Linked DNA regions of Mus musculus: all the other regions are linked to region 1. Evidence: chromatin loops called from intact Hi-C (ENCODE). Cell type or tissue: heart. All regions are shown on one strand. Region 1 holds the start of Gm39033 (a long non-coding RNA gene). Region 2 has its middle 2.2 kb from the start of Gm45990. Region 3 holds the start of B130024G19Rik (RIKEN cDNA B130024G19 gene). Region 4 has its middle 120 kb from the start of Gm44689. Region 5 has its middle 32 kb from the start of Gm36260. Region 6 holds the start of Gm44689 (a long non-coding RNA gene). Region 7 has its middle 24 kb from the start of Gm39034.

Region 1 (4,000 bases):
GATCAAGGCATTTAAAAAGGCACAGTATCAATAGCATCACCTTAGATGCAATTTGGACACTTTACTTGTGTGAGAACAGTAAGGTATCTTCTCATAGATGAAGAATAAACCTCCATCCAGGAAAATAAAAGTGAAGACTTCTTGGATTCCAAGTTGGCAAATCTCAAATTTAAAATTTGGTTTCTGAAGCTCAATAAATGAACTCAGCCAAGTAGAGGGCATTTGTCGCCGCTGTTGTCATTGTAGGTGGAGATCTTTGAAACTGGGCTGGCAGTGTTTCCTTCATCATGCCAAGTAAAAGCAATTATCTAGATATTAAATCCTGAAAAAAGTCAAGGAATGTAAATGCAGAGGGGTGAAAATTAGTCCCTGAAGCACTTCTGCTGTTTAAGAGAGTGAATACTAAAAATAACTCATTGGCCCAATCTCTAGAACATGCTCAATGACTTATTAAAAAAAAACAACAACAACAACAACATATGAATAGTAAGACAGTGAAAAATTCTTGCTCATCATTTTAACCAAGTGTCTACTTGAAAGAGCCAGTTTCTTAACTGTCTATGAGAGATAGAACATATTTAAATATTTTATTTTACTCTCTTTTGTAGACAAAAATAGTAATTATCCTTAAGCATCTAGATATGTTTTGAAGAAGAAGATAGTGCTGCTTTATTTGTTTGCTGAGTCAAGAAGTATCCCTAACACATGTCTGGTTACTACTGTTCTTTCTATGCAAGTACTGTTGGGATGAACAGACACTGGACAAATGGACCCATTGGGCTGGTTGGCTCCAAGGGTAAGAACATTCACATCTATTTATCATGAATGGAACCGAAAGCTTCCATTTTCACCCTTGTTCTACAAATGTTCTGTCCCATCAGTGTGTATTGTGGTCTAACAGAGTTTGATGGCACAGAGTCTTGTGAAATGAGCTTTCTCTTATGAGGCTGAAGGGAGGGCACTGAAACTGCTTGCTTGGGTCTCTACCACTCCTTTGCCTTTTGTTTTATCAAGTGCAGTCTGTGGCTCAGTTTCCATATCTGGAAAAAAGTTCATTAGGGTGAATACATCTCGAAACATACTTGGGGTGGAGGAGATAGCCCAGTGTGTAAAGTGGTAGGTGCAGGAGCATGAGGACCTGACCTTGGATCCCCAGAACCCACACAAAAGCTGAACATGCACTTTGTCTCCAAAATTAGAGTGACAAACAATGGAGGGAGAGAGCAAATGTTGACTTATAGTCTTGCTACAGCACAAATAAAATATAAGCAAGAGGAAAGCCCTGAGAGTAGTGGTTCTCAACCTGTCATCAAGACCTCTCTCTTTGGGGACGGAATGACCCTTTCACAGAAGTCACATATCAAATACCTGCATATCATATATTTACATTATGATTCATAACAGCGGCAAAATTACAGTTAAGAAGGAGCAATGAAATAATTTTATGGCTGGGGTGACTAGAACATGAGGAACTCTATTAAAGGGCCACAGTATTAAGAAGGTTGAAAACTACTGCCCTCGTGCTTTGCCGAACAGTCCATAGATTATAGAAAAGGTGATATTGCACTGGTGTTGATGGATTGGATCACTTCCGATTGTGGCTCCTTTCACCATTTGTGGTTTAGAAACTGACAGCAAAAAATGTACTAAGGACAAGAAGGAAGATTGGCAGCTAGACCAGATCACCTGGCTTATGGCATTGACTGAGGGTCCTCTATCCCTTTATTGACAACCTCAGTTTAATCAAAGGCTATCCTTGGGTAGTAGAAATAAAAGCCTACCATTTCTTAAAATTATGCCAAAGAAAAATAAAGCAACTCTGCCTAAACTTTTCCCTTACTTAACGGGAAGACAAGCAGAGTGAGTGGTTGGTGTCTTCTACAGTTTTTTTTTTTTCTTCTTCTTCTTCAAATTTTCCATTGAGCTAGTTCTTTTAAAACAAATTTGAACTTTTCCCATCCCAATGATTCCCACGGACAGTTGGCAAAGAATCCTGGATAACTTGCAAAGCTGGGCTATTTTCCAGGCATGAGTAACTTGTTAAAAAGCCACCACTTCCTTAATACTAACAGTGAGTAGAATTCACATCCACAGAAATCCTCCTGGCCCCTTGGGAGATGTGTGTGTGTCTGTGTGTGTGTGTTTCTGTGTCTCTGTGTGTCTGTGTCTCTCTGTGTGTATGTGTGTGTGCAAAGTCTTTTTTCTTCATAAAACACTTGGCTCTCCGAATGTCTGTTTATACTTCACTTCTTAAAAATAAATACACACGTTTATGCCAGTTGAGGTTAAAAGTATCCTTTTTCCAGTTGCCAGCTGTGTGCCAGTGATTTTATGACAGATGAGTTCAGAATTCATGGTTAGAATGCTTGAAAATGATTTTCCTTCTATTTATCCTAGCTAAAAGAGAAGAGGATAAAATTCTGAGCACTTTTTAAAAACAGGCATTTTCCTGAAATGTAGGTTATTTTATTTGGAAGTCTGCATTAAATATTTTCAAGTACTATAGAGAAACTAAATGTGTAATTTTACATTTGAAGAGCAAAGTTATTATTTCCTCTGTGCAAAGGGGTGGAGTAAATTTCCACAGTAACCTCTCCCAATTGCTGCTCTGACTACACAGCTGCTTATCAGTGCATAATAACAATGATAATGATAATAATAATAATAATAATAATAATAATAGGATTTTGCTAATTTCTAAATCTTTTTAACACATAGGTGTTTTAAAGTTATTAACATCTTTACAGATAAATGGTGGTCTTTCAGTTTTTACAACCCAGCAGAGGCAGGTTAACCAATCTATCATCTTGCATAGTTCATTCTATGACAAGAGCAGCTGAAATCTATTAATGCCACACACATCTTTAATAGAACATAATTTTATCAGCTAGCTATTCAAGTCTGTTGTGTTTGTGTTTGGTGACGGATACAGAGGTCCAGAGAGCCTTCCCAAACTTGTGTCTCCCTGTGATGAGTCTGTAGCTGAATTCTCCCGGAGTCTCTTTATCTGAGTGTTTCATAAACAACTGCTCTTGTCTTGGCAAGGCTGCACAGGGTATACTTTGATAACAGGCTGTCCCGTGAGATAGTTAGCACTTCCTGCTTCCGGTCAGATGTACCATGAGAATAACTTCTCTACATATGTTTTTGCATTTTTGATCACAATCCCAGCTGGAATCAGGAAGTTTGGAGGCGGCGTGGAAATGGAAACTAATTGAAAGTCACAGTGACATTGTTTTGACTTTTAAAAATACTTAATGTTCTGAGGATTTAGGGATGGGGGTTGTTGATACAATCTATTATCTTCTTTAAAAGTAGATGGTGCCCCAGTTCCCTATCCAAGACACATTGCTTGTTAAAGGTATAGAATCACAGTTTAGAGGGAAGATTTTTCTAAAGCCACAGGGGGACATGGAGTTGGATGTTTTATAATTCTTAGCTAGAGGGCTTAATTGAAGTATGATTCCACATTATCACAACCCTGCAGCTGTCTGTGGCCCAAATCCATACCATCCTAAATCCATATCTGTTTGTGGGGTATAATACATAGCAGTGGAGAAAGAGGCCAGAACACACAACTGTCTCTTCCAAAATCCTGACAATGAGCTGTAAACACTGATTTTCTAAGCTGTCCCAGAAGACACTGCTTAGATCTTTGAGCTTCTCTTGTCCTTCTGACAAGATCGAGAAGAGGGTACCTTTGTGCACCACTGAGTTCAGTGCTAACAGACAATGGGTCTGGACTGGATTGGTCTGTGGAGTCTAGTCCTACATCGTGAGCTTAAAAATATATGAACTCTGACTCAGACACTATTTTCTTCTGTGTCCTAAGAACAACTCTCAACAGGCACCCTTATCTTTCAGACATCCATAAAGCCTTGGTCTATATTGCCAAGGATTCTGTCTATTGCTAGGACTGAACTAGAAACAGGAGGAAGGCAAGATCTGTTGTTTACTTCCATTGTAGTGATTTGCATGTAAGAAACACAAAGTCCAAGTA
Region 2 (4,000 bases), 55 kb before region 1:
TCAGATGCATGATCTCTTTGTGGTGTTTGGAGAAACATGGCATAAGTTTCTGTGGTCAAGAGAGACAGAGGTACTTTCCAAATAAATAGACACTATATATGAGGTTACTGCATGTGAGAGAAATACTGGCTCTTCCAGAATGTAGTAATTTATTCAGCACTTGTATATAGATACTATATACATACATCAAAATGTTTTATGGTGCTGTAGAGAAGTTCCTCTCCCAACCCTGGACCCATACTCTGGGTTTTTACCTGACCCTTACTATCAAAGAGGTTCAGGGTTCTCTGGAGTCACAGAACTTATGGAATGTCTATATATTAAGGGAATTTATTGTAATGACTTACAGTCTGTAGTCCAACTAACCCAGCAGTGGGCAGCTGTGAATGGGAAGTGCAAAAACTAGTAGTTGCTCAGTCTCACAGGGCTAGTAGTTTCAGCTGCTCTTCTGTCTAAGCTGGAATCCTGAAGTAGTAGGTTCCAACAGATGTGCTGGCAAGTCATTGCAAGCAGGCAAAGAAGAGTTAGTCTTCCTTCTTCCAATGTCCTTATATAGGCCTTCAGAAGAAGGTGTGACCCAGATTAAAGGCGTGTTCTACCACACTTGGATTTGGAACTGCTTTGTCTCAGGCTGGCCTTGATCTCAGAGATCTGCTTGTTTCAGTCTCCTGGGCTTAAAGGCATAGACTGCCTTGCCTAGACCTAAACTTTTCATGACCACATGCCTCAAGTTCTCTATTCCAATAGCTGGCTCAGAAGCCTGAGTCTTACAACCTCAAGATCTGGAATATAAGTGTGACCTTCCACTTCTGGATTGTAGTTCATCCCAGATATAATCAAGTTGACAACCAAGAATAGCCATTACACCAAGAGTCTGTATATACTCATTTCTTCAGATTTGGTAGTCAGTAATATAGCTTCCAGATTTAAGAAGACTGTGAAGACAAAAAGAGATGACTGGTCAGAACATTACCTGGCAAATGATACACCCACTCAAGGACCCCTAGAAGTAAATGTACTAATGGTTAAGCACTGAATATGTGACAAATTAGACTGCGACTGTACTCTTTGACAATGCTTCTCATATTGTGATCGAGTATCTACGTGTCTAATTAGTAAACGCCTCTCTGTCCTAATAGTTTAAAACATACGTGTTGATGCATTCAGAATCCCGAATGACACATATCTAGGCTTTCATCATGGACTGAGCTAATAAAAAAAGACAATGCTGAGTACTTTAGGATTGCCGCTTAGCTCCGACCCACTTAGCCTTATTCCACTGTGTTCGATGACTCCATATATTCTTTTCCTTTCCATGCAATTCTGTCACTCAGAATTATCTTCTGATCCTTGCTTCACTTACTAGTGACTGAACTATACCGAAGGAGGAGTCACCTCCGTAGCTCCAAACAGCTTGTAAGAGTGCTGCACAGCGGGTGAGTGTGAGCACCAGCAAGCGCAAAGGGTGATCCCTTAGTTTCTATACATTAAAATTCACTGATATATGCATATCACTAACTCAGTCTACCTTATGAATGCACACATTTGACTCTCTGAATCTTTTCAAATTCCTTTAATTTCCCTGACTGTTGTTCGCCTCATACTCAGCTCAGATTTAGCTAATAGCTTTGTCTATTTTGAGACATCTTTTTTGATTTTTTTTTTTTGTCCATCATCTTGAATTATTTATTTGGTAAACAGCCAACTCTTGACATTCTCCATATGCTGGATTGAGAACACAAATATCAGTGTGTTTATATCAACTTGAGATCTCTAAAAATGGACTTGGACCATCGTGCTATTCTGAAATACACTTTGAGACAAAAATGCGTCTGTCTCTAGTTTGCGTTCTGAAAGAGCTCTCTAGAGGAAGTTGGTGTCCTTGCTGAGTACTCTTCTTTTATAGCTGGAGTAAGGTGTGCTTAGTCAAGGCTGGAGCTCGTAACTTTTCTTAGTGTGTCTTCTGTATAATATATCCAGGCAGATCTCAGTGATAAATAATGAAGTTCTTATTTACATGTAGCTATGTATGTTTCATCAACATAACACAGGTTTCTTTGTTCTAGCAGTCCCATAGATGCTATCAGGGAGTCACAATGAAGAAATACAAGGTATGAAAGCTCTCCGTACACATGTGGATGAAAGTTTCACTTCTCATACAAGCATGTCTTTGGTTTGGGCAGAGATCACCAATTTTAGTCACCCTACCCACGAAATCTGGAATCCTTCCCCGGTGAGAGAGTCGGGTGCTCCCTTCTTTCATTTCCACAGGCTACATCAGTCCTCAGGCCTCCCCACTCTAGTTTTCCCTCACACCTTGAGTTCCGTTTGCTCTGAGCATCCTCATGGCAGACTTGAGTGTAAAAGGTCACCATCTCAGGGCTTCATCTCCTTCACTACGGTCATCTTCAAGTATAGGTGTGCTCACCACCAGTGCAGTAAGGAAGAAGGCTGGAAAAAAAAAATCCCAGACCTGTTAGTAGCAGGTAAAGAAATTATGGACTTTGCCTCTCTGTTTGTTTTTCTAGCAGTTTTAATCTGAATATTCAGAGAATGTGGCTACCCTGTTTCAGAATGTGGCAGAACCTGTTAGAGAGTCTAGACAGCAGGCAATGAGAGTGTTGGAGAAGAAACTACCAATATTTAATATCACCTATACTTATGTATTGCAATGCTGGATAAAGTTATACATTTTCTTGGCTCACACACAGTGCTTCCTCAAGTAGCTACCTGGTGAGGTGAGGGACAGCTATTGATATGTAGTATATGTTGGCACAGAAATGCATGATAAGCCCTTCAGAACTTCATGATGTTTTGCTGTTGTTGTTACTAAGTGGTTACTCCTTTCTATAATTAAAAGACTTAGCTATACATACTAATATATGGATAGGCACGGAAACATAATAATAAAAAAAGCAAATACCATGGCTCAGATAAAACGACACATCTCTCATGGTCTTCACGGGGAGACAGAAGCCTAGGGAGGTGGATAATCTTTCCTCAGCAGTCTGATGCATCTTCTCTTGTTCTGTGGTGCTGGCTTGCTTTTCAGCAAGTCATTTTTCTTTCTTTTTTTTAATTTTAATTTTTTATTAGATATTTTCTTCATTTACATTTCAAATGCTATCCCAAAAGTCCCCTATACCTTCCTCCTGCCCTGCTCCTCTACCCACCCACTCCCACTTCTTGGCCCTGGCTTTTCCCTGTATTGGGGCATATAAAGTTTGCTAGAGCAAGGGGCCTCTCTTGCCAATGATGGCCATTTTTCACAGCACTTCTCTACAGCAAAACTCCAGACTATGCTGTCAAACCTGGACGACCAGTTCTGCAACTGTGTTAGAGCAGCCCACAGGAATGAGGAAAGGGGACCGAGGGGACAGGGAGAAAAGCACGGAACTGCACATAGCAGACTTGGTTTACAGAGAATTGGCAAAAACATGCCCATGACCACACCGGTGCACAGAAGGAAATCTGGAGAGTTCTCAGTCAAATGGCCCCTTGCTGGCTACAGTTCCCGAGGGGGCAAGTCTATAGCTAATAGAAAGACAGCCAGAAGAGTTATGGCTTAGACGCCTTACAATATTAGTAGCCTTATTATGGTAAGGTGGGTGGAGACTGGCTGTGAGTTGTACAAGTAAGTCACATGAAACAAGTTAGGCTGACCACAGCCTCCAGGTTCTGAGCCATGCATCAGAATGCCACTTGAATTCTGTTGACTGAATCCATATCCATAGCCCTGATGGACTATGGAAGGATCCACAGGAAACTGGTGGCACCCTGGTGGATGCTTCACAGCCACAATCAGACACACCAAAGGTGTTCCTGGTCTTCCTTTCCCTTTGACATGCTTCAAGGTATTTTGCATGGAGGGCCAAAGACATGAAAACATAAATAGCTAGTGCCAGAAAAGGGTCATGCTTGGTTGATGAAATGACAAGCAGTATTGATGGGGAAGTCCCCCAGGTCCTGTGTGTGCACATGCACAGGCACACACACACAC
Region 3 (4,000 bases), 730 kb before region 1:
ATTTGGCAGTGTAAATTTTACTTTAGTAAAATGAACTGAACATACAGTTGACATGAGAAAACCACGCTTTCGGGGCAGTTTCTTTTGCACATAGAGACAGAGTGTGAGACAAGGAGGGCAGAAAGATATGGGCAGGCAGACGCTGACTTTTTGGCAAAGAGAAAAAAAAATCCTATTTAAGCTTCACCCTGAAATCTTTCTCAGCCTTCCCTTTCTCCACAGAACTCACATATTGCACTACAGCGGCAGGTGCTGTGATTATTTGAATGTTTTAAGAAATAACAAGCTATAGCAGGTACTAGCCTATCATAAACCTGGTGTGTAATAAGGTGGTCATAGAGTAAAGCTAGGCTGAGCACTTCTGGCTGATTAGAGACACCATATAACTTTCTCCTACAGAGAATAAGAAAGATAGAAAATAAGTCATTTCAGAGAATTGTGGGTCTTTAAAAAAAACTTCTCTGATTTAAGGAATTATTTGATACTGCAAATGTCAGATTAGAGGCAAGCTCAGCATATAGTGAGACTGAGGCTGACACAGGAAATTTAATAGGTAGCCCCATCTCGACTTAATAGATGAGCATAATTGATTATGGAGAAATGTTAATCTTGCCTCTCCAGTGCAGCCATTTCCATGTCAAGATTACTTTTTACACATACACACACACACACACACACACACACACACACACACGAAGAGGTGATTTTTGAGGAGAAGCTTCGTGTGTGTGTTCCTCATTTTTCAAGCTAAAGAAATTATAGACTTCAAATATATATATATATGTATATATATATATATATATATATATATATGTATATATGAATTGTAGAATTACAGCCAGCTAGGCACATAACTACCACAGAGTTAGAGGTGCTTCACTTTGTATTTTAGGACTCATTTAGCTATAGAAATGCTGTTTAGAAAGGGAAGGGAAAAAAATCACCACATGAATTGTAATTAATTTTACTGAGAGAATGAAGAGACAGGACAGCCGAATTGGGGATGGGGAGGAGCAAAAATATTTTTAAATGCCCTTCTTAAAGATGCTCAGCTGTCTTAACTCTAAGATTTAAAAGTCCTAAAATTAAAAGATACAACTCTATATGTTATTATTTTTAAAAACTCAGCCAAGCCCTTTACTGCAAATGTAAATCTATTTTAATGAGAATGGTGGCAAGCTTTATTTGACTGGTCAAAGTTAGGGGAAAACATTTGTCTTAATATGAAAAAAATATATATCCTCAGCTCCCAGGAATATGGTTTCCTTGCAGAAAGTGGTTGGCTAGTCTGTAATTCTTTACAGATTAAATCACAATATGAATACAGACCCCAGCAATTCCGAGTTTAACTCTGAGCTCAGTAGAATCCAGGATCCATTGAATTTCTCCTTTCCCTCAATCTAGTCGTGTGTGTTTTTCTCTTCCACCACACTGGAGCTCCGTGAATAGAGAAGGGGCTTCCATTGTGTCCCTCTGAACTTCCAAGTCAATGCAATTTTTAACCACTGGCTTGTGGTACTTTGAAAATCACCAGGGGCTGTCAGAGTTGGGTCCTCTGAAAAATTTACAGTGCTAAATCAGAGCATATGCTGGGAGGGAAAAAATTGCTTAAGATTGAAGTAAGTGCAGTATCTGTCTGCCCCCTAGTGTAAGAGTCCTTGCTGCCTAAAATCCAACTTTAAAAGAAAAGGAGCCCTTAAAGGGAAACGACTTGGGGCTCACGTAGGCATAGGAGAATGAAACTTCTGTACATTTTAATCTGAATAATTCTTCAGGATTGAAAATTATTTGGTTGTGGCTTGGTTGGACTGTGCTGGGATCTCGCTGCCTCTACGTTTCCGGAGTCTCTAGTGAAGAGATGATTTTTTTTTTTTTTGAAACTGGGTTTATGTGCGTCCCCCTCACCCCTCCTCTCTTTTTTCTTTCTGCCTCTGTCGTCTCTCTCGCTGGCTTTTTTTTTTTTTTTTTAATGAGGAACCGTTCCATGAACATTTTGCACAGAGCACAGAATTGCTTCTAAAGTCAGCCCGGCGCAGTTGCAATAGACAGCAAAAAGGTAAACGTTTGCCTGAAATCCGCACGCCAGCTTCACCACCCCGCCCGATGGTGAGTACCCTTCTCCTTGAGATTCTCCTAGCTTAACAGAGCGCTCTCCTTCCGGAACCGCGGCCGAGGGCGCCAGGCAAGGCTTTGGTCCCTGCCTGCCTGCCTGCTTGCCTGCCTGCATGTCAGCTGCACAAGGTTGCAAAATGAAGCGCAGAGGCAAATCGAACAGGAAATTCTGATACCCAAAGCCAGCCTAGCAGCCCCTTCGCTAGCAAACCTAGACAATCTGCTGCTTGGAAAACCAGGCATATAGGATTGGTTTTCAGTCAGTTCTATGGAAGGAAATGAGTTTGAGAAGACAGGACGAGGAGATGGGAGGCAACCGCAGTCTTTATGCTTCGGTTTAATCATATTTTGGCAGCTTTGCAATTGTATCCCCCCCTTCCACCTCTGCTACCACATACATGTAATAAAATATGGCAACGCACTGAATTGACTGCCCCCACCCTCCCCCAGACCCCTTCAACCACAGTCCGAGGCATTGCATACACGTTAGCAAAGCGATTTTCTGAAAAGCCCCAAGTCATCCCCAACCCCACACAGCACAAGGAGAAAAGTGAGAAAGAAGAGAAAGAGAAAAAAATACAGTAAGCAAACATACCAAAACCATATTTGCCTTGTTCAAGGTCCCAAACCGCTTGCATCTTCCTTCTAAACTGGAATAACTCTCCTTTAGTTTGGCGGGTGAAATAAATGCTTTGTTGGCCCCCTGAAAAGATGTGTCTTTGATAATTAAAGAGACTCTCCTCCTCGGTGTTTATCTAAGCGATTGTGCAAACTGATAAAAAAGTAGGCATTAGTCTGCAGGGAAAAAGAAAGGTGAAAGAAGAGATCTTCCACCTCAAGGAACTGCTTCCCTGTGTACCAGGCGCTCTCAGCCGTTGGAAAAGCCTGCACACTAACTTTAGAGAGAGAGAGACAGCTTCAGGGAGCTTTGTACATAGCTGCTGAGGAATGCAAGCCTCGCCTTTAAGAAAAAAAAACCCCAAACCGTAGGTAGGAGCTGTCTGGAGTGATCCTTGTCTCTCATCTGATGCCTTAGAAGGAAGAGTGCGTTGTTACACCTTGTTTGGGGCTGGAAAGAGGAGACTTTAAAAACACCCTTCCAATTGAAAAAAAAAAAAAAATCTCCCAACTTAATGAGTTTAGTCGGAGGCTGGAGCAACCCGGCTCAGTCTTAGCAGAAAACCGAAAACAACTATAGGCAATATTGCAAAGCAGGACAACCCCGAGGCACAGCCAAATTCCACCATTTGGGGTTGAGAGGGATGGAAGCTAATCCTAAAGCAAGTTGGGGGGGAAAAACCAGAGGGGGGGGGGAGCTGCAGCCTAAGACTGGCAGACACGGTCCTCTCACCCTGGATCAAAGATAGAACTTGAAACAGGAGGCCAACATTTTTTCCTAGGAATCAATTGGAATCCTCATTTTCTACTTTTAACTCAAGTCCCCCCTCCCCAATGATTTTTCTTCCTCTCCCCTGTGGATTAGTGCCTCCCTCCCCTTTCTACTGTCCATTCTAGAACTTTCCTGAAGAGGAAATCTATTTCTTTTGGGAGGAGGGGTTCCCCTATTTCATGCCTTTAAATAATGAATACTTAATTCACCCCTCCCCTTATCAATTCCCCCAAACGAGTAAAAGAAGCAGAGATACAATAACTGGCAAAACTTGAGAGCAGACTGAGCTGTCTCTTGCAGTTTAGTACAGTTTGAACTAATGGATTTTTGTTGTTGTTGTTGTTTTGTTTTGTTTTAAGAGGAGAAGAATGGGGAAACATGAATCTTTTATTTTAGGAAACTGTTATGGTAAGATGTATGTCAGACTTGACAAATGGAACGAACGCTCTTCACTGCTTCTTGTCCCTGTCTTAAACAGGAATTAAGTTAAACACAGTG
Region 4 (4,000 bases), 490 kb after region 1:
AGACCAGTATAAAGATTTATTTTGGGGAAGAGAAAAGGGTGGAGGCAGAGAGAGGGTGAGGAAGACAGGAAGACAAGAAGAAAGACAGGAAGAGAGGAAGAGATGAGCCAGGAACATGTAGGGAGAGAGACAGAGACAGAGACAGAGAGACAGACAGAGAGAGAGAGAGAGAGAGAGAGAGAGAGAGAGAGAGAGAGAGAGAGAGGTCTTCTTATATGCCTGGCTCAATGCTAGCAAGCAGCAGTGCAAGCTCTTGCAAGGTAACTATTGGGCAGAGCCTAGTGAATTGTCTGTAAGTGAAAACAGTCTATAAATTATTAAAGCTGTACATTTATGTATACATCTTTCTATTGCTGCTTCAAAAGTTGCTAGGGCTCCATTTGTCTCAGCCCCTCCCTTACTTTCTACACTCTCTATCTCTCTGCCTTCTCCCTTTAGCACATACATACACCCCTACAAAGTTAATTATTATTTTTTACTAAAGTTCCTTTTAATTCCCAATGTGTAAGCTTTTATCTATTGTCATAATCAAAGAAAAAAAATTCTTATAACTGTTATAATTATTTAGTCATCACTTCTTCTTAGTTGGAAAGATCTGGTCAAAGTTGATCCTGATTTAGAGAGTCATCAATTTCCTCCTAAATATCAAGGGTTTTCAAAATATAATTATTTCAGCAAGCATTTAATAGATGCACCGCCATGAGCCAACAAAGACTATCACCAGAGATGAGAACGGGTTGAGGAAGGTTGAATGGTGGGCATGCCTCTGTCAAGAACTGGCTTGTCACCTCTAAGACCCATGTCAACTTTGGAGGGGTATATAAGTTCAATTAAATAGGTTATAAAAATTGATTCTAAGCTCAGTGTTTGAAAATAAAATTTCAAAATAAAGTCTAAAAAATGGAATAAGTACATTTGTCTACATTAAAACTTTGATCTTCTGTCCTTCCAAGCCAAAGATTTTAGATGTCTGTCTACATTTTCAAATTAAAATGTGGCATGACATATGACCAAAATCAAAGCAAGGAACAGAAATAAAAGCAGAACTATCTTTTAAAGTCAGGATCTATTCCCTATGGGTATTTTTTATTCTTGGTGTGAGCATGATTTTAACATTAAAAAACAGCTCCATCACTCTCTTTTTAATCTTGTGCTATATTCCCCTTCTCAAATTCAATGTTTGGCAAGAGCAGAGCACAAAATAAGTAAATGTGGTGGAGGGGAGAAAGAAAGACAGACAGACAGATAGAAATAAAAGAAGGGAAAGAAAGAAAAAAAGAAAAAAGAAAGAGAGAGAGAAAGAAAGATGCTGTTTCTCAATGTCCAATGTCTACTGTTGCTGTAAAATAATTATAAGAAGATTTTGTTTTCACTGCAGGATTATGGTGGTAGTGTGCTTATGCCATTTTCTGAAGGACTCAGATAAAATGGGGACATTCATTATTTAAGTGGACATACACACACCTTCTCCAGGAACTAACTGACACATCATCTGATAATCAAAGTTCTCTCTTGTTTTCAAATATGTGGATTCTCTCAAGTGCAAAGTTTTATTTCTGAGTACTTCCTAATTTGATCCAGGGGAAACTATTAGTCATGCTAAAGCAACTCCCATTGGATCTTCGGCTGCATTACACTAAATTCCAGATAATTCTTTAAATAGGCACACTGCTGGCCTCTCTTGCTCCCAAGGAGCTATTTTTAACATCATGTGACTTTGCTGCCCTCCTGTGGCTGCTCCTTAGGGTTCCCCGACCTTGCTTTAGGTCTGTGGGTTCCAGTGACCCTTTCCATAGGCCATCCACACTCCAGTACTGACTATTCCTTGCCATTCATGCACCATTTACCTTCATGTGCCGGCAACAGGTGGATGGAGTGAACAAATATTCTACTAAAACATTTTAAGCATCCTTCTTCAAGTTGGTTCAGTGACACAGGAAGAACCATACCAATTTCCTAATTCAGGTAAATATATTCCCATTGGCTTTCCCATTTCTTTGATTGTTAGAGGGAGCATCTTCTGCTGTTCTCCTACATAGCTTTTTGAATCAGGCAATCTCTACAATTACCTTCTCATCTGAGCCACTGAACATCAAAATAGCCATAGGCAACATTTAACTGAATCAATATAGATGTGTGTTCTAATAAAGTTTTCTCAAACTATAAAATCGTGGGCTACTGTGGATGCTACTTTACCCCTATAGACCATGCGTTATCGCTTCTTGATCCCTAGTTATTTCCCATTATATTAAATGTTAAAAGAATTTTTCTTGATAAGTTAATTGATAATACATTAATGAATTAATGAAGCCCATTTAAAATCAAATACATTATTTTTGAAACTTCCCTTCTATGATTGAATTTGTAGAAATTCTGGCATGTTCTAGTTCAATCTTTTACGTTGTGTTCTCTACATTGGCATATGGAATCTCTGGGTGATTTTTTTCAATTATCAAGCAAGTAATCCATTACAACCCATCTTCACCCATCAGTTTGCAAGGACTCCCTTCTTCCCATTGTAGCATGGCTACTCCTCTTCAGGAATACAGTGTCTATTATTCTTTCTTCAATCGTTGCCAAACTGACACAGCTGTGAGCATCTTTGACCTGCCACTCTCTTTCCTAATTATCTCTAACCTGTCATAAGTTTGGCTTCTTAGAGACATTTCCTTAATATCAGTCTCTTCAAGTGTATTTTTCTGTGCTTGTTTATGTATCCTCACCATTGGGTAAATAATTTCTCAACTGAACTTCCTCTCATGTTGAACTGACATTTTCTTGTACTCAGTCTAGTGGCTTCTTGATAATAAAGTCTGTGCTTCTTATCTCCCATAGCTAGCCTCACCTGACCTCCCCATGCCCAGCTTCTCCGGGTTCCAATTTGACCATGTAATTTTTATGAAAGCCTTTCTTCATAGGGCTGTAAAAGACAGTCTTCCTTCCTCAGATAATTACCCCGGTGTCTATCCTTTCCTTAATCTACCCATACTTCCCTTAGTCATGTTTATCCAACTATAGACTCAGTCGCCAGACAATGGCTCAACCCCAAACACCATTATTATTGTATTCTGTGTCCTCCTGGACCAGTGCCCACTCCATTCTATATTCATCCTTTCATATTCTAGGTTTCTCTCGTTAAACTCTAACTCCCTAAGCAAAGGAATGCCTTAGTCTTCTTCATGTTTCTAGTACCACATATTTGACTTTGAAGGCTATGAGTAAAGATTGAATTAAAACCTGGACAAAAAAGTGAATAAACATAATAATGAATTTACTCATTGATGAGCAAAATATTCTGTGCTCCTCTTAATGTTGGCCTTGGCATAAGAAAACAGTTTCCCAAAAGAACATTCTGTCCTTCAAACTCTACTGAGTGTATTTGTACTGAACTACTTTCTAAACCTCCTCTGTGTTAAAACAAAACAAAATGACCAGTCCTATTGGATGCTTTGAACTTCAATTAAATAGCAGCTTCCTCTACTGGTGGCAGTCTAAGTTTGAACCACGTAATCAACTACAATGGCTCATCTCTGCATCTAGTTGGCAAGAACTCAAGTAGAGTGATAGAGATCAGGCTGCCTGATGGCTATAACAGGGCCAAAGCAGAGGTCAGGGCTGGGTCTCTGGCTACACTAACAAACCATTCCCATCCCCACCCAAGGACAAATGCAGCTGGGATTTTATAGCCCAGAAGCTTATGCAGTTCCTCCTTCCAACAAGTCTTTAAAAATGCTGATCTGGAAGGCTGAAGCAACCCACTTGAGACTCATTCTCAGTATGGCAGAAGTTCTGAACCCCAGACTGCAAAAACTCAGGAAGCAGCTGGGTTCCTAATTAAAACAAATCGTTAATAGATTTAGCAGTCCAAATTTATGCTTTTCAATTAAAAATACTATTACAGTTGGTATATCTGTGTAAGAGAGAATGTGTTTGGGTGTGTGCATGAATGCCCTATGTGTGTGTGTGTGTGTGTGTGTGTGTGTGTGTGTGTGTGTGTGTG
Region 5 (4,000 bases), 320 kb after region 1:
AAGGTAGATCCTTCTCTTCAGTGCTGAGCGGGAGATGTGGGGAGGAAGGAAACCATTCAAGTGCGTTATCTGCAGGGCAGAAGTTGTCACAAAACTCTGAAAAACTCTGAACTCCTTTGCAAGCAGTTCACACTAAATGGGAGGCTTGGGACAGCCTGTCCCGCTCGCCAAGGACCTGCAGATGGGTCTAGGCAGAGGGCCACTTCTCAATGAGGAGTGTTAAGAAATCCGGGTCAGGTATGGGCACAATTTTGACATCTTGTTGAAATCGGTGTCTCCTTTTGCCTGCGATGCTAAGTCTCTACTCTGGGGTCTGACCCATGGCTCTGCAGTACAGTTTGTTTATCACATACAGGTCCTTAAGTTGGAGCAACTCAGGAAGCGAGGGATTGGAAAGGAATGGAAGGGCAAGGGAAAAAGGCAAAAGCAGAAAGGGGCAGGGGCAGGGGCAGGGGCAGGGGCAGACAGCCCTCTACTGCTCTACTAGGTATAAAATGTGACTCAGTTTCTTCAATCTGGTGACTAAGCACTTAATACCCATGTAAGCTTTACCTCTCATGGATTTGTGCCAGAATTCAGAATATAGCATTGTGGTATCTGCGCAAACACAACTAGAAGAGTAGCAAGAAAATCAGCCAGGTAAAGTGCTGTCTGTCCTTCAGTCTCCTGGTCCAAAAATACCCAGATTACCCCCATACTGAGACATAGATCCCTGTGATAACATCAGATCACAATGTTAGCTCTTGAGTTTGTTTCAACACTGCCTCTGTCTCTTAAGTTTGGGGATTCTATGTGCTACTATGCCTGGCCCATACTATTATGTATTTTTAATGGGATTCTTTTCACTTCCATTTCCAGGATGAACAACTGTGATAAAGTAGTGGAATACCAAAAATAAAACTTTGCCCGAAATGATTTCAGCTCTTTCAGCCTGGTCCTCTTAAAAAACAACATACAACAACAATCGACAGATTAAATACGTAAGATCACCTGAGAATCATGATTTTCCCCCCTCTGTGGTTTATTCAGAAGTCAATTTGAAAATTATGAGAATGTATAATAACAGAAAGGTTGAAGGAAAATGCTCCTAAGTTAGTTCCTGTGTTTGATTTACTTAGAAGGGACACTAACCCCCGTAGAAAGGTGGTATCAGCTACTCCCTGAATGTCAGCTGCAGGCTTGCTTTCTACAGAGTTGCCCATGAGGGACAAATGAGGGAACGAAAGCAGATAAGTTCCAGAAACAGTCTGTTGGGTTTTTGTTTGTTTGTTTGCTTGTTTCTCAAAAAAAAAAAAAAAAAAAAAAAAAAAAAAAAGAGTGACTTTCGCTTCACTTAGTGGCTTTAAGAGCCGGGTGCACAGACTAAGGTTACAAAGTAGCCTTGGCGTCCCTTACATTGTTCTTTACAGGCTCTTGACACAGGCTCTGTGACTAACAGAAAGAGGCGGATCTTGAAGCAGATTGATCTAGAAACAAGGGTCCCCGAGAGCAGTTTCACTAGCGACTTGGGAGTCTAGAATGAGCCCCCAGGCTCCTCCGCCTTCCTCATGCCAGAGCTGCGGAGCCAGGAGCCAGGCTTTCCACCTCAAGCATCAAGGGCTATTGTAACAGCAATGTGCTAAAGCGCCACAATGGAGGATTAGGATAGAGACCGGAGGACTGACCTCTACTAAAAATAAAATTTGGCTCCCCTTGGGAATTCCTTCATGGATTGTGCAACCATGTACAGAATGCTTCAGGGACCGGCATATTTTCTGCCTCCCCCAACCCCCCAACCCCCCTTCACCAACAGACTTGGTGTACTCTGCCGTCCACACTGAAGACCACAGCTGTTTTGTTTGGACAGGCTGGTCTCAAAGTTTGAGCTTGCACACAAAAGGCTTATCACCGACACCAGCCTTTCTCTGACAGCTGTTTTCTTTCCCAGCCCCAGGGCTTTGGTTAAAGGAAGAAAAAAAAGGGGGGGGGGTTGCTGAAGAGAGAAACCGGGTTATCAGTAAACTCCAGTAGATACCTGCCTTCGAGACCTGAGGGAGACTCTCACACACTTTAATGCCACGCCGAACAACTAGTTTGATAAACTATTCATTCTCTCCTTAAAAGATGGTGTGGAAGCTGAGCCCAAATTACTTCCTATTAAAAAAAAAAAAAAAAAAAAAAAAAAGGCGAGGTACATTACAAGGGCTGCTATGCACGGAAAAGCGTGCCTGTGATCATGAGTTTGTGAGGTGTATCGTATCCCAGTAGCATGAGGCTGGCTGGAGGGAATCAGCTCCAGGTATGTGCGTGCTGCATCTAGGAGAACTGATAAAATCAGGGTCCTGTCAGCTGTGTAAATTGAGAGGAAGAGCCAACTTCAGCGGCTTCCTTCGGGAAGGTTGGTTTTGTGCTGGCGAACTGCTCCCCCTGGTGGATCCGCAGCTGCCATGTTCACAGAACCGTTCTGCAGGGACCAAAGGCGGTTAGAGGCAAACCCTCTGGAGGAAAGTTAACTTCAGGGCGCCCTCATCAATTCCAGCAGAATCCCTCCTGTGTATCATTGAGACTCTCTTATCTTCCCACCTTGTCACGTCCTGTGTCTGTTCTTCTTACCAGGGTCTTGTTGATTTGACGGGCATGAAAAAAAATCTCTTTTTGGTTCTCTATTTTATTTTATTTCCCTTTAAAAGTAAATCTAGATATATACAAGAAGGAAATTACCCACAGAGGGAACATTTTATTGTGACACCACTGTTTTCCATACACCCTATCCACTGTTGGGCATCTCGTTCATTCATACCTAGGCTCCTTGTTGTACTTATATGTTCTATAAGTTATATGAATTCCTGAAGACCAACTTGTTCCCATTAGTATACATTTCAGTGCTGATGTAAATAATTGATGTTGTTGTTTTTACTAAGAATGTTTTCTGTGTGCCCTGCTATGCAAGGATAGGAGGTGATGTTAACTGGGCATGGACAATTGTCTAGATCAAGTCTCTCACTTTTGAACATTCTGTAAAGTCAAACTGCAGCCTCTTTTCGAACACTTTATAAGCCAAATAAGGAGGGATTTTAAATATTTATTTAACAAGACATATTTTAAATAACCTACATATGTAAATAGAACGTTCTTAGCCTGTACATTATTGCCAGGTCGATTCTCATGTTCTGATATATAATTAATTACAGGCTTATTCCTCTGTAAACCAAAGCAGGAAATAATTCAGAGATGCCAGGTCACCAATGCCAACGAAATTGTAATACCTTCTTTTCAGCAGAATCGGCAAAAGAAATGTTGAGACAGTAATATCTGAGGTGTTCCAGGGAAAGTCTGTCTAGACGGTTGCTTGTTATCCTCATTTTGTCGCTCTCTCCTGATGCCCTCTGAGTCCTGAGACCTTCTCTCTCTGCTACCTAGGTGAGCTTGGAATAAGCACCTTCTAAGTTGAAAGCGAACTACCACATGGGTTCTGCGGATTGAACTCAGTTCACTGGGATTTTTCAGCAAGCTCCTCTTCTCCACTCAACCATCTTGCCAGCCCTTACACTTAATTTTTGATTGTATAAAATAAGTGTATTGTTATTTAAGTCCATGGTGTCACAAGTGTGTCCATAAAGCCAAAAACCTACATAAAATATTAAACTCAAACTCTGTGGAGTATCTTACCAGCTCAACCTCAGTGGGTTAATATTAACTTCATAGGAAAATGAAGGAAAGGCGAAACTATGTTAGTCTGTAGCTAACAATACAAATGAAAAACACTTAGGAATAATTCGTTCATGTCACGAGGACACACCAACCCACTGAGTGACAAACCTCCATTAGCAGCCCTGATCACACTTTCCCACACTCAGCACTTAATGCTCAGTGGACACTTTTGCTGTACTATATCAATAGATACTTTAAAAAATTGGGCATATAAACTAAGGGGAAAAAACAAAGCTGTTTGGTAGTTTGAAATGATGACATTGGGTTCAAAAATCTATGCCTGCATTGATATTATATCTCAGTGGTTAAC
Region 6 (4,000 bases), 610 kb after region 1:
AAGTGCTTTTTCCTCTGGCTCTGGAGTTCACAGATTCCACACAGTCCTCTGGAGAGCTAACCTATTCAGTGACTTCTGTCAATTTTCAAAAATACAACGTGGGAAAGATGTTTTTTCCAGAAATACTTCAGAGATGAAAGTGCTTTCGGGTCTAATTGCTCATATTAGCAAGGGTTACTGGTGGACGCCTGAAGTGGGCAGATCGGTGAAGAGGTTTCTAGTTTCTCTTTCACCCCACCCAGACTCTTCTGCCCACTCATGGTGATTCCTCAATGCCCGTTTGCCTCTGTTGCTGACAGATGTGTTGATACCTCTTCTTCCTCCCCATCTCTGTCTCTCTTTCCCATCCATCATCAAAAATGAGAGGCCCCAGTTGGAAGCCTCTTCTTTTTTAACCTAAGCCCTACTGCTACCTTAGGTTCCTTAAATGTGTGAAGATGAAGATTCAAAACCTCAGGGGCTTCACTTCCTAACTAATTCCTCTCCAATAACTCCTATAACTATTTGACTCAGTCTTGATCCTGGCCATGTCCTTGTCCAAGCGAGCATCAGTCATATGGCCCCCTAACCATCACTTGTCATCTAGTCTTGGCTGGACCCCCTTCATTCTATGATGCTGTCTCTCTTCTCCTTTACATCTTCTTAGTTATCTTAAGTTGCTCATATTTCCTTGACCAACTACCCTTCTCTTTTCCATCTGGATTTTCCATTTCAATAAATAAAAACTATATATTATAATAAATGAGCTCCTAATATTTAATTTTTACTGGTTATTATCCCCTATCAATTATTCTGAGCCTTAAGTATTCAAGCCACCCATTTCTGGGCCTCCCTGCTACCAAATGTATGAATCTACCTAGGTCCTCACCCCACTTATTCCTGCTTTGTCACATTGAAGGCGACATCTGTCTTCCAACAAAGTTTGTTCCTTTCCCACTCCCCACCTCAGTGTTCTGATGACATCTCAATCACTTCAAGTCACCTCACATCTCATGTGCCCAAGATATAATGCATAACTGCCCCACCTGACCTTTTCTTCCATATTATTGCTCCAAGGGAACTGCTCAGCCAGTAACTGGTGGGGCTACTTTTGTTAAATCCTTTTTCCCTCGCACGCATTCTGTGTACTAACCTCCTTCATGCTCACCTCTTCCATCCTCCTCTTCTATTATCTGTTGCCATCTCTAGTCATCCCCATTACTCTAGTCTAATCTAGATGCCCTCTTTGATCTGATCTGATAAACTAGCTTCTGAATCAGCCAAGGACTCCTTCCACCAAACACGCAGAAGCTGTAGCCACACTAGGGTCCTTTAGTTCTCTCCTAACAGACAGTGTTTCCAACCTCCACACAGCCAACTCTGAAATAATCTTTCCCAAGCCTAGGATGCTCTTGGAAAAACTACTCACATGGTAGCCTTCCTTCTGCAATGCCCCTTTAGCACCGCCATGCACACCGTCTCCTGTAGGCCAGCGCCTTCACTATTTGCATATGGACATCAAGTACTCTTTTCTGACATTCTCTACTAGATTATAAACCATGAGGTTGAGATCTAAGACAATTTTCCAGTTTTGTTTTTGTTTTGTTCTATTCTCCTCAGAATCTTCTACAGTAAGACTTGGTAAGTATTTTTCCAATAAATGACTTCACAGCCCCTCCTAGAGGATGTTTAGAAGCACTGGAACCTCTCTGTAACATTCTGACCTCCCGAGGAAAAGGATTGGTGTCTCCTCCTTACCCGTGCCCTCAGCTGGTCAATGTTCCACAAGGCTCACTATATTTAATTTTGATCACCAGTCCTTAGAACCTCTTCTGGTTAGCCAGAGGGCTCCATCTAATTCTGGCATGAAACAGTCCGGTTTCTTTACAAATCCAGTACCACAAGAGAGCAATTTGGTCCTTATTGACCTCAGGCCAAGGGAGCTAGGGTCATCTTCAGGTGCTAAGAGACACAGGCTGCCTTAACAACAAAGGAAGACTGGATCAACAACCATCCAGAATTCATTCCCCCGGGGGGCACAGGTTGTCAAAAAACACATAAATATGTGCATTCGTGGATTAACTAGGGGAGGCCAACTCTGATGACTCAAAAGATGGAAACTGCAGGTTGACTAATCTGTTGACTCTGAAAGTCTTGGTCCTCAATCTACTTATGCCTTAGACTTGAACACTTGCCACAGACAACACTTAGTTTTTGTATTAGTGACACATTCTCCTTCAATGGGCCAGCCAGAAACCAAAACAATAGGGGAAAGGACAATCTTGCAAACGGCAGGAAGTCATTAGTAAATCCCAGCTCGGAAATTCTAGGTTCCTACTGGACTTTCTAGATAACCAGCCTTGAAGGACCAGGCTAAAGAAACTCCTTTTATTGCAATGCTTGACTTAAAACTACAGTCAAATCCATGGCAATTCAGATGTGGAGTCATGTGGAAGATGGTTTCATTTGGGACCCTGGAATTAGCAGGAGTAGACCTAGCCTGTTCTACTGAAGTTTGTTTTTTGTTTTGTTTTGTTTTTTGTTGGTTTTTCTTCTCATGTGGAAAACAGGAGTGAAACATCACTCCGTTCTCAGCATGGTGGTCAGAGGAAGTCATCCATGTGGAGCTCTCAGACAAAGACAGCTCTGAAATCACAAGGTCGCTCAGAATGTCACCTGCCCAGCGCAGCCAGCGCAGGCAGGCATCTCAGGGAAGGTCGGGCAGGATGCGCTAGCTCGCCCTGGGCGCGTGTGGCCGCGCGCAGCGAACAATGGGCGGGGAGCGGGGGTTGCGCCGCCGGCGCCCGCTTTCCGGACTCTTGGCCGCACACATCCCGCCTTTGTTTCCCCGCCGGGCCGCGCGTGTCGCCGACGCGCCATCCCACCAAGCGTTTCCGGCCGTCCGCGCCGCGCCCCAGGCCGTGAGGTCGCCTGGAGGAAGCGGCGGGCGGCGGGGCGGCAGTCCGGACCGAGGGAGAGCCACCGCCCGCTGTGCTCTGGGGAGGCCTGTGAGCAGCGATAAGGATGGGGAGCCATTGTCTGCAAGCGGCCCTGCGGGCGAGGACCGCAGGCATTACCGCCCACACTGATCGCCAACCTCCGCTTACCGGGGACTCCACCTAATCACTCCACCTGGCCCACACTGGACTAGTTCTGGTCACACCCAGCTGTCCATAACCAGATCACCGTACACACCTGACAACTGGGCTGGCCACCTCCACTCTGCCCACTCTTTCACTCTGTATTCAGCTTGACTTTGCCCACCTGGTCTGATTGCTCTCCAAAATCCAACCTATTTGAGTGCTAGAGGGGGAAAAAAAGCCATACATTTACTAGTACAGTCGCACCTCCTCCCCCTCTTTTCATCCCACCTACCTAATTACTTCTCATCTAGCCCCCTCCCCTATGATTTGTCATATGTTTATGGGAATGTGCTTGGGACTGCGTTTCTGTCTGTCAGTTGTCCTTCTGTGTGTCCGTGTGTTTGTGTTCAGTGGGTAGTCACAAATGCTGTTGTTCCTGGTTGCTATTGCAGCTTCATAGTAAGAAGATAGCTTTTCTTAGCACTCTTCCCTGTCTGGCTCTTAAAATATGTTGTCCTTGAGATATGTCCCCTGGACGTCCAACAGCTAGTAACTAGAGTAATTTGCCTAGGGGAAAAAATTCCTGGGACTCTTTTTGTCCAGGATGGACAACTTTCTAGTCTAGTGGAGCAAGGCTTCCTGTGGCCTCCTGGTTGAGCACTGGGTCATAAGCTAATAAAGCCTATAAATGCATTCATATGACTTCTGACTAATGAAATTCATTTAAAAAGTGAAAATTAGAAAATAAAATTAATGTCGACCCAAAAGTTGGTGTGTTCACTACCTATGCAAGGAAGTGAGCAAGTCATAAATTTATTATTTATAAGATACTTACAGGATTTCAAAAATAGAAATGCAACAAATATTTTATCCCCCTGTCTGTCTGTCTGTCTGTCTGTCTGTTTGTTTATGCATTATTTTGAGACAGGGTCTCTCTA
Region 7 (4,000 bases), 220 kb after region 1:
ACGACCCCAGCCCTGAGATGCTGGGCTATATATTTCCCCAGTGGAAAATAGTAAGTTGGAAAGGAGAACCACTTTGCTACATATGTGGTTTCTAAAGGATTTTGTCTTCTCTACTCTGTCTAGTAGGCTCACCAGCAATTGCAGCACAAACTGTCACCATACACAAGTTGCTAACTCTTGGGATGTGACTTCTTAGTCTTCCTTGCCTTTGGTGATTAGGAAAGTTGTTGAATCCCATGCTCTGACAATATTGGACCTGAAGCAGAAAGCTGGCATGGGCAGGGTAGGAAGAGTGTGGGGAGGAAGCTACTGCGTTCCAGTGCATCCCATTCATCTTGCTTAGTTATCACTCTTGGCTGTTTTGATTTCCTGCTTATTTAGCCATAGACTGAAGAAGGAAAGAAAAAGGAAAGAAAAAGTGAAAGCCATTCTGTTCTTTTTTTTTTTTTTTTTTTTTTGATCCCTTTACATTTGAGGAAAATACCCACAAGGATACAAACACCCTTTCTTCACAAGACACCCTTCTCAGTCATACTGTTCTTACTATGAATAAGAAAAGCTCATGCCAGGCCTTGACTCTGTGGTGCACAAAGCACTCATCTTACTACCAAGCATTTTAATTTTTCTTGAATTTTTCCCAAATTTTCTTATCAGCTCCTCAGATAACTTTTGGATAGTTCTCACCATTTTTTTAGGCCAGCTGTGCCTACCATTCCTTATTTTAATGACCACTCAGGTTTAGTGTTAAAGAAAGTTGGCTATAGGATAGGATATGTTCAGTTTAATTGTGCTTGGTTTGTTGGCTTGTACTCAAATGAGTAGTTTCAGAAACATCTACAACCCAACATTCGAAAGGTCAGTAACATTTCACATTTGGGTATACTAGAATATTTCCTTCCTTCCTTTCTTTCTCTCTTTCTTTTCTTTCTTTCTTTAACTAATTAAAAAATGTTTTTCCTTGCACTTTATTTTGATCATAATTATCCCCATAACTGCCCCCCAACCCCCTGTCGTCTCTTCATTTCCCTTTCTTCTTAGGAGGATAAAAGAAAAAAATTCAAGACTGCCACAGACTACCTATAAAGATTGATATGGAATGCTGAAACTCCTCTATTTCCTATTTGGGGTCATTCTCCCACCCCTAACCCCAACCCCCTAAAACGGGTTTTCTCTCTCTTCCTCTTAGTATTTGTCACAAGAGGAGAATGGGATTTCATGAGCCTTCCATTCAGCTTGCAACTTCCTCTAAGCAAAAGGACAATAAATAAACAAGAAGATAAGACAGTCTCTTTGCCTGCCCATCCCCTTCCTTGGAACTCTAGGACAACCAGATCTATGTTCTTAGAATATTTTCCTGAATTAGAATTTTCTCTAACTCAGTGAGTTTGAAGTCTGTGTAAAACAGATAGCAAACAAGAGGCCTGCTGACACATGTGGATGTCATATTTTTATACATATGTGTGTATAAAAATTTTTTGTATGTATGTGTGTACACATACAACAGTACAAAATACAATTTTTTTCCAGCACTTTTGGTAAGCCAATCTTGTTGGCTACACTGATGAAGGTTGCAGGTAATTCTGTCCACAGTTCTATGAAAGATAAATGACCTCCTTCCCAAGGACACTTGGCCAGGCCTGAGTTTGAGTGTGTATGTGTATCCCTGCACGTGTGCGTGTGTGTGACTGTTTTCTGAAGATCTGACAAGGCATCTCGATCATTTCCTGGTTTTGAGGCCGACCCTCGGCCGTGCACACAGCCCCCCTCTCTGAACTGTTATTATTCTGTCTTGAGGCCTTCTTTGGCCAGGATGTTGCTTCATTTCCACCTTTTGTCTCCGCCTGAATGTGAATGATGCTCTTTCAGCAATATCCAGCCGCTTAAACTCCCTGCTGTTGCCTTACATAAATATACAACACCCGTCTCGCCCTATAACTCACTTCAGGCCTGGAAAAATAGTGACTTCCTTTATTGGTCCGATTCTCTGGCAATTCCCAACAGCTGTATGTTCGCACCTCAGAGGATCCTTATCTTCAGCTTTCCATTTGTCTCAGCACTATTCCCGGGGATTGCCAATAAAAATGATTCCCATTTTTATAACCCCTGAGAACACAGGAGCCAGCTTTCCAGAGAAACCATGTCCTTCCACCATCCCCTGAATAAACAAACAAACCAAACCTCGGGACTACTTAAGAAAAAGGTGCATTTTGTCTTCAAGAGAGATGACCGAAGGAGCCCAGTGCACAGGGACTCAGTAAAACGTGGAGTGTGGTCCCTAAACACATTAATTACGGTCAAGAAAATCTGTGTTTATTTCCCTCCTCATGAGAATAAATTGGGAGCTACAGCATGTGATTGTTAAAATAACACATGTTTAGAGGTATATTCAGTATCCATCTATGTAGGAGGCGTACATCTCTACAGGATATTATATGTTATTCCCTATGCTTTATCAGTTCATTTAACCATTTTTCAGTGCATCTGAATTCAGGGTTATTTTAGAACACATTGTGGGCGGGTCGGTCTATTGACTTTGCTCTATGTCTGAGATATAGAAAAGAAAGGCATGCACTTTTGAAGCTGAAATCACTGTTCATTTTAAAGTAGTCTCATCAATGAAGGGTCTTTATCTAATTAGATCCGATAGGCCTGAGCTTGGGCTCTGCAAGGTTCTGATGTGGGATGTGGGGTAAGGGGCATCCTCATACAGCTGAGCCCCAGTCAGTCACATCTGCTAAACAGAGACCAAAACCCTCCCTCGCCCCTCCCTTATCTGTTAAAACTCAGAAAGTGAAACTTACTAAAAAGCGAAGGGCTCCAGTGTGCCTGAGAGATGGGAGTCACATATTTAGTTGTTGCTCCATCAGGATAAAGTTCTGATCCTGACAGACAAGTCTGAAAGAAGAATGTCCAGAAGGGAAAGGTAAATGTGTGAGATTTCCACTGTTACAAGAGTGTGCCCAAGAATGAAAGAGCAAGAATATTAACCACTCACATGCCAAACTGCATCCACCAAATTGCAGTCGCACCAGGGGGAAGGAGGGCCGTGGCAGGCACCAGTCAATGCGCCCCTCTGTTTCTGATCCTGCAGTTCTCTACAGCAGGAGGAAAGGGGCCTGGTGGCTACTGAACTTGTGAGCCAGCCGGCTTGCTTGGGAACTCACTTGCAATGGTTAGCATCTCTGTAAGTGTGGACGACTTAGTTTCCGGCTTCTCCTCTTCCTACCTGACTTCCACTCCAAAGCATGAATGATAATATTGAAATTGACTTCAGCTGTGCTCCACACATTAAGCCTGCCCCGAAAGACAGTTTCAAAACGAACAAAAAATCTTCCGCTTAGCATGGGTGCAAACATAAATATACAGACAGACTCTTCACTCTAGCTCTCTCTGTTTGGAACTGTGTAAGGAGGCTGACTTTTTATACCAGCTCTTCTCTAGTCTTTCAAATTGGACCCATAGCTCCAAAACTGTCCCTCTGAAGGAGAGGTGATGTCATTTTCCATACAACATCATTAATAGCAGTCTTGAGTATTGCGTTGTCATTACCTCAAGCAGCTGTGGAAAGAACTTAACATTTTCTCAGGGTCAAATGTTCCCTTCTCAGTGGGGAAATTTTTCTGCTCTAAATGAAATGTTACGAAATACATTTTTCCCCCAGCAAGCTTTGCACCACCGAGAGCTGTTTTATTTATCTGACTGTTGTGAGTGTTGTAAAACATGCTGTCTCACATGGTAACACAAGCTCTTTTTAAGAGTGTGCCCTGAGTATTTGCAATTGTTATCGGGCCCAGATGTATCCTCCTGTCATCTTGAAGCTCTGCTAGTTGGCTCGGATATGCAGAATGTAATTATCTCAAAGGTCTTCATGCTAAGTATGCAGAAGCATATGACTAAGGGTAACCATTGGCTCCGTCCTGCCCACCCACTGCCCTCAAAGAACCTGTGACAAAGAGTAAAACTTACTGTTTATGGATTCCAAAGCTATTCAGAATAGGAC

What was found. Hi-C counts contacts between places; a loop is a spot of excess contacts. Peaks named below come from ENCODE experiments on the same cell type or tissue, not always from the same donor. Only the 100,000 strongest peaks of a DNase experiment are listed, where the experiment ranks them.
Region 2: it touches region 1 in a loop (2.0-fold over the local background); 3 of 42 quality-filtered maps call a loop at or near these places.
Region 3: it touches region 1 in a loop (4-fold over the local background); 3 of 42 quality-filtered maps call a loop at or near these places.
Region 4: a loop joins it to region 1, with 4 times the contacts of the local background. A loop is called at or near these places in 3 of 42 quality-filtered maps.
Region 5: it touches region 1 in a loop (5-fold over the local background); 4 of 42 quality-filtered maps call a loop at or near these places.
Region 6: a loop joins it to region 1, with 6 times the contacts of the local background. A loop is called at or near these places in 2 of 42 quality-filtered maps.
Region 7: it touches region 1 in a loop (9-fold over the local background); 5 of 42 quality-filtered maps call a loop at or near these places.

What each region holds. Positions count from the first base shown.
Region 1 is chr7:71,090,430-71,094,429 of GRCm38, forward strand. Gm36011 (a long non-coding RNA gene) reads right to left here. Exons shown (of 6, transcript XR_391596.1): 6 at 1-322. It overlaps Gm39033 (a long non-coding RNA gene), which reads left to right and starts at 568. Exons shown (of 3, transcript XR_882210.1): 1 at 568-796. In heart, no CTCF peak of the experiment used is centred here; DNase peaks (open chromatin) are centred at 2,062 and 3,062.
Region 2 is chr7:71,035,402-71,039,401 of GRCm38, forward strand. No RefSeq gene overlaps it. Among named protein-coding and RNA genes, the nearest start is that of Gm45990, 2.2 kb to the left of the region's middle. In heart, no CTCF peak of the experiment used is centred here; no DNase peak of the experiment used is centred here.
Region 3 is chr7:70,363,386-70,367,385 of GRCm38, forward strand. B130024G19Rik (RIKEN cDNA B130024G19 gene) reads left to right here and starts at 1,998. Exons shown (of 11, transcript NR_045850.1): 1 at 1,998-2,106. It also overlaps a transcript of Nr2f2 not described here. In heart, a CTCF peak has its summit at 1,642 (motif pointing left); DNase peaks (open chromatin) are centred at 1,636 and 2,176; H3K4me3 peaks cover 3,562 bases; H3K27ac peaks cover 3,492 bases; H3K27me3 peaks cover 1,283 bases.
Region 4 is chr7:71,580,270-71,584,269 of GRCm38, forward strand. No RefSeq gene overlaps it. Among named protein-coding and RNA genes, the nearest start is that of Gm44689, 120 kb to the right of the region's middle. In heart, a CTCF peak has its summit at 1,736 (motif pointing left); DNase peaks (open chromatin) are centred at 1,712 and 3,672.
Region 5 is chr7:71,409,958-71,413,957 of GRCm38, forward strand. No RefSeq gene overlaps it. Among named protein-coding and RNA genes, the nearest start is that of Gm36260, 32 kb to the left of the region's middle. In heart, a CTCF peak has its summit at 2,407 (motif pointing left); DNase peaks (open chromatin) are centred at 1,714 and 2,364; H3K4me3 peaks cover 1,336 bases; H3K27ac peaks cover 2,509 bases; H3K27me3 peaks cover 540 bases.
Region 6 is chr7:71,702,796-71,706,795 of GRCm38, forward strand. It overlaps Gm44689 (a long non-coding RNA gene), which reads right to left and starts at 3,282. Exons shown (of 4, transcript XR_003946799.1): 1 at 3,175-3,282. In heart, a CTCF peak has its summit at 1,681; DNase peaks (open chromatin) are centred at 2,066 and 2,906; H3K4me3 peaks cover 991 bases; H3K27ac peaks cover 1,593 bases.
Region 7 is chr7:71,309,827-71,313,826 of GRCm38, forward strand. No RefSeq gene overlaps it. Among named protein-coding and RNA genes, the nearest start is that of Gm39034, 24 kb to the left of the region's middle. In heart, no CTCF peak of the experiment used is centred here; a DNase peak (open chromatin) is centred at 1,795; H3K27ac peaks cover 992 bases.